Linked DNA regions of Homo sapiens: region 1 is linked to region 2. A link is an interaction called in ENCODE POLR2A ChIA-PET data of the cell type or tissue named here. Cell type or tissue: GM12878. All regions are shown on one strand. Links, peaks and the distances in the headings refer to the core of each region. The heading gives the core; the rest is flanking DNA.

What was found. Peaks named below come from ENCODE experiments on the same cell type or tissue, not always from the same donor. Only the 100,000 strongest peaks of a DNase experiment are listed, where the experiment ranks them.
Region 1: POLR2A ChIA-PET joins it to region 2 with 10 read pairs; 2 of 35 experiments call an interaction of 5 or more read pairs at or near these places.

Annotation. Positions count from the first base shown.
Region 1 is chr18:2,394,155-2,397,075 of GRCh38, reverse strand. No RefSeq gene overlaps it. Among named protein-coding and RNA genes, the nearest start is that of METTL4, 180 kb to the left of the region's middle. In GM12878, for the core only: no CTCF peak of the experiment used is centred there; a DNase peak (open chromatin) is centred at 1,067.
Region 2 is chr18:2,310,966-2,313,886 of GRCh38, reverse strand. No RefSeq gene overlaps it. Among named protein-coding and RNA genes, the nearest start is that of METTL4, 260 kb to the left of the region's middle. In GM12878, for the core only: no CTCF peak of the experiment used is centred there; a DNase peak (open chromatin) is centred at 1,196.

The DNA of each region.
Region 1 (2,921 bases), core at 89-2,588, 83 kb before region 2:
TTATTATATTTGGTTTGAATTGTGGGATTATGGATACTATTACTTCTATTTAGTTTGATGCATTTTCTAAATTTTTTACAAAGGGCACGTGGTGTCATAATTGGTTAAAAAATCAACCGTAAAAACAGTCATAACCCTTTTTCCATGTAGAATTTCGTTTGCTTACATTTTAGTTTCTGACTTTGTAATCTCTTACATTTTTTTCTCCTTTTAAATCAAAGTTATTTTCAAATACTTTTACTTTCTCACATCTTCATCAACTAGTCTTGTTTCTCCTTCTCTTCTTAGTCATTTACCCACTTTTTGGGTGTGTTTTGTAATTACGTGTTTCTATCTTCCCTGTTATGTTCCATCTGGTTCTTTGATTAACTGTTAGTGTTGTACATTCTATAGGTTTGGACAAATGTAGCCACTATTGGAGTACTATACAGAGCAATTCACTGCCCTGAGTATTCCTCCATTGACAATTTAGGATTCAGCTTTTTCTAGTTTGCAAAGTTAATATCCATTTATTCATCTGTTTTGCGTATCTCCCAAAAGGTTGCTGCCATTTTTTTAGAGAGTTTTTTATTTTTTTATTTTTTATTTTTTTTTCAGAGCAGTTTTAGGTTCACAGCAGAATTGAGTGGAAGGTTCAGAGATTTTCCATGTACCGGCTGCCCTGACACATGCACAGTCTTTAATATGCAAGAATGTCTCTTCTGGAAGAGTCCCATTTTATTGCCTGAAAACTGTCACATTAGAAGGCCTTTCCTGAGCCTCCACCTCTGAAAGTGCTATGCTATAGTAAAAACAATGACAACAACAACAAAAAAGCCTAACGCAGTGATGAATGCACCTGTGTAATCTATCTTCTAGCAATTAAAAAAATTCTCAGTCACATTTTCTATTTTAGTTATAACTGAAAACTTTAGGTATGCATATAATTTAAACAATATATTATGATCAGTGTGTAATTCCTTTCTCAAATGTTACAGAACAGCAGAAAGCTTGTGCAGGGTGTTAAACAAACATTAAATATTAACCAGCAAGGGGTCGGGGAGACATTTCCTTTCCGGTTTAGTCATTCTGGAAGGACATTTATAGAATTATTTGAAAAGGTGCTAGATAGATTCTTTTTTAGACTGAGCTTCCTTTCTCTGTCCCCTACTCACCCTCATTTCCAGTAAAATTTTCTTTGTTATTATTTTCTCAATTCAACCTCTTTCTGGGTGGTCATGCTTTGAGGTTTGAGGAAACAAATGAGTTTTCCAATTCTGCCACTTTTCCCCTTTATATTTTCTCTTTTATTTTTTATCTCCATAAGGAACTATCCAGTGGACGTAAGTAACCTCTGGTCAGGCACTCAGAGCTTCTGGGGAAGAAGAGAGGTTGGAGGCCTGTAGGTTTGAGAAGAGTGGCAGAGGAATGCCATCTGTGCAGCCTGTGGTGTGCAAGGTGCTGCTTAGAATGGAGCCTTCCAAAGACACTGGCCCATTCACCACATTTCAGCCCAAAGGTAGAAACTCACTCTTACAGTCACCTTTTGAAGGTCCTTCAGGGCAGGTCCCTTGGGACAGTGCAGGGTTGTGTTGGTGAAAATGATTTTTTAAAATCTTGTTTATTAACTGGAGGCTGATGAAACAATAGGACATTTTTCCAGCTTGGTTTTACTGATATGCAGGCCATTTCCCTTAGAGGGATATATAGATTAGGGAAGAAAATCTGAATTGGATTTATTTTGCTCCACATCTGCCGGTTTACAGCTGCTGCTATAAGAGGAGGCTTTGATAGACAATAGCCAGGGACAATTCCTCTACCTTCATGCCTGAGCTTCCAGCTGGTCTCATGCGGAAAGCTAGTAATAAGTTCCCAGATTGGGCTGGAGAAGAGAGCATACTTCCCTGTCACATAAAATATTAATTTAGAAGTTGATCAAGGCAGTTCAGTTGCAAACCTGCTTCTCATCGCTTGAAATGTATGTCTTAGCTGCTGCTATTTTTTTTAAAGTCACAGAGAACTACCATGGATACTGACAAAAATTCTTTTTGTTTATGCTCAGCAGGGTTTCAGCCTTTTAAAGATCTCTTCCTTTGATCATCTGTATAACCTTTCTATTCACATCACCACAAAATTAAGTTAAAGAAGGAAGCAGACCACTAAAAATAACCCGAGACCATGCAGTCTTAGCAGGGAGATGAAAGCTGCCCAGGATGGGGATTACAGCAGTGCCCGAGCGCTCTTCATTATCGAGACACTTCTGGAGGTGACGGGGCCTCGTTGTAAAATGCCTATTTTCCCATATTTTCCAGTCTCAAAAGCTCTCTGGTTCCACGGGAAGAGATCAGTTCTGAACAAGGGAAATGGTCTTTGGCTTTCTATCATCTATCTTTTATCCTTTTCTTTCTCATTTCTCTATTTTTGACCTCTCGCATGTCTCTCTTCTACACAGAAACACACAGACACACACGCATGCACACACACATACATGCACACACATCCACACCCCACACATGAATAAGCCTTAGGTTTGGATTTTTGCTGTGTATTAGTGGCTTTTACTGATAATTTTCATGTTGTTGTGGTATTAATGTAGTAATATTTCTTGGCAATATGTGATATCATCTGAGAACTCGTGTAGGTATGGATCACGCTCTGTTTTTTCCAGACCTCTTTGGTTCTGCATAACCTAATGCAATCTGCCATTTCTTTATTGGGCTATTATAATTAATCATCAGACAAGACTAAAAAGGGACAGGCATGTGGAAATACAGAAAGGTTGAGAGAAGGGCTGAAGACATGGAGATTCTCTGTTTCCTATGGCTAATTCCAAAAATCAGTGTTCTAATTACTGATTTTGCTAATTGTTTCTTGTTTAACCAATTATAAAAAAGGTGCTAAACTTGAGTCTCGATTATCAAATACAAGATGTGTGTAATATA
Region 2 (2,921 bases), core at 114-2,613:
TGATTGAGTCTTTCATGTTCATGGTTCTAGCACCGCTATGGTGTCTGGCACATGATGGGCACACAGGAAATATTTGTCACACACATGAATGAAATCTTTGGTCTGGCAATTATATATTAAACATCATTCATCTTAACTATTTATTTGTTGGTATAGCATTCATGTTCAAGTTTATTTTGGAGGGAAGGTATGAGTTTCAGTGAATCCTTCAAATTTACCTGTTGAGCTCCCCTAGCTATCTTAAATTTGCTTGACAATCAACACCAACACAGAATTACTATTTATGAAATGATTCTCCGTTGGAAGGCTCTGCAGTGACACTGCGAAAATAGCTATAATTTAGCAACCGAGTAGCATTTGCCTTAGTGAAGGAGTAAGTGGTAATAATAACCTTAGTTCTGACTGATACTACAGAAACTGTCAGATCTCTGGGATGAAGATTTACAGAGAAGATTGGCCATTAATTTCACATTATGCTTTAGCCCTTTTTATGATATATAACAGTTAAGGTTCTGACTATAAGCCCCAATGCTTGAGAAATGAGACTAGCAAGGTAGGAAACACTTCCACCTGCCCTAAATATAACTACTAGATTCTCTGTTATTATTAGATTGTTAATATTGTGACCAAAAAAGTGCCCCTGTGCATGCCTCCCACTAGTGATGGAAGCAAGCTGAAAGTTGCAGGGACTTCCTGTAATGTTACTAGCAGTCTTCACCCACCTTCCTAGCTCTTCCTAAGGTCCTGTCTAACTAAAACATACACACATGGCGTCTATGTACACCAACAGCGTAAATTCTTAAAAGGAACTGTAAGAGAGGAAGAAGACTTTTTTTCTCAACCTTCATCAATTCTCAGTTGGGACAGATCCCTGTAACAAAAGACAGATTCACAAGAGAAAAACAAGCAGAAGTTTATTAACATGTATATTTCAATGTACAGGGGAGACACCCAGGGAATGAATAGTTCTCACAGAGGTGGTTTTGAATCCCAGTTTATATGGTGTTTTCAACAAAGAACAGTAAATGTTTAGAGAAGTGACAAGACAAGGAAGAGGGCTTTGCATCTCCAGCGGGAGTAATGTGGGGAAAGGCATATAACTGGCAGATAAAGGCTGGTTAGTAGAGCTTGTTAATATAGATCACTCTGGTGCAATCTTCACGCCCTTAAGGGTCTAAAATTGTCTTCAGTGGTTAACCTTCGTTCTCCCTGTTAGAGAGGGGAAGTGAGATTTTTTGACTTTGTAAATTCATGTCCTGCTTTAAGCCACATAGACACAGAACAGAGAGCTTTCCCGCATCTGCTGTTCCTTCTCCTTCTTCTTTTCCTTCTTCCTCCTCCTCTTCTTTCTCTTCCTCCTCCCCTGCCCCACTCCTCCTCTTCTTCCTTCTTCTTTTTTCTTTTTGGAGGCAGCATCTCACTATGTGCCCCAGGCTGGAGTATAGTGGCACGATTATAGTTCACTCCAGTCTTGAACTCCTGGTCTCAGGTGATTCTCCCACCTCAGTCTCCCAAGTAGTTAGGACTACAGGTGTGCACCACCACAGTCAGTTAATTTCTAATTTTTTTTTCTTTTTTTTTTTTGGTAGAGATAGAGTCTTGCTATTTTGCCTAGGCTGGTTTCAGACTCCTGGCCTCAAGTGGTCCTCTCTCCTTGGCCTCCCAAAGTGCTGGAATTACAGACATGAGCCATGGCACCCAACTGGCATCTGCTTCTTAAATGCCATCAGCTGACTGATCTTTATGCCAAAGAGGAATATTGTGGGGTAGCATATTGTGGTCTTCCACAAAACAAAACGGCTCATCCTTAAACTCATAAAACTACAAGCAAGTGTTAATACAGTAACCCTTCTTGACTCCATGACTGTGGCATTATAGAGTTGATATCCTAACTGTCTTTGTTCCAGAGTTCTGTTTCCCATGCTTCTTTATTCAGGCACACACACCAATACTTCAGAACATGTATAATCATCCATGCTTCAGGGAAGTTTGAGGAATCATTGTTTAAAAAATTATTTAAAACATCTTGATGTAATAATCCTCACAGCCCATGATTGTTATCCTGGGGACACGACACTGGATAGAAATAAAAATGATGTATAATTCCTTTATATATATATATATATATATATTTTTTTTTTTTTTTGAGATAGGGTCTCACTTTGATGCCCAGGCTGGAGTGCAGTGGTGTGATCTCGACTTCCTGGGCTCAGGTGATTCTCCCACTTCAGCCTCCTGAGTCGCTGGGACTACAAGCATGTGCCACCATACCCAGCTAATTTTTTGTAGAGATGGGGTTTCACTATGTTCCCTATGCTGGTCTTGAACTCCTGGGCTCAAGTGATCCACCCACCTCAGCCTTTCAAAGTGCTGGGATTACAGGTGTGAGCCACTGTGCCCGGACCAATGTTTAGTTCTTAAATAAGATGTAGGGAACTAGGAGAGATTTTACAAATTTAATCTTGGTACTGATACAGCTCTGATGACTGGAGGAACACCAGGGTCCTCGGTCTTGCTTCAGTAGGGTTAATGTCACAGACACACGTGGAGTGGTTTTGAGGAGTGAAAAGTTTAATAGGCAAGAAAGAAAGAAGAAAGAAGAGAACAGCTCCCCTGTACAGAGACAAAGGAGGAGGGCTTGGACAAAAGAGAAACCTTGTGTGCGGCAGAAGGGCGGTCTATTATATTGGGAGGCTGAAGGAGGTGGTGTCTAGTTTGCATAAGGCCCAGGGGACTGGTTAAACCATGTGTGTCTTTCACGTAGCCCTGAAAAAATCTGGCCCTCCCACCTTAGCCCTTTACTATGCAAATGCGGGTCGCCATGATGTTTTGAACACATACTGTTATGTCGGGGTGGCCATGACACTTGCCACACCTGGTGACAAGGAGAAGATGGCGGGAATCACCATGTTGGGTAGACC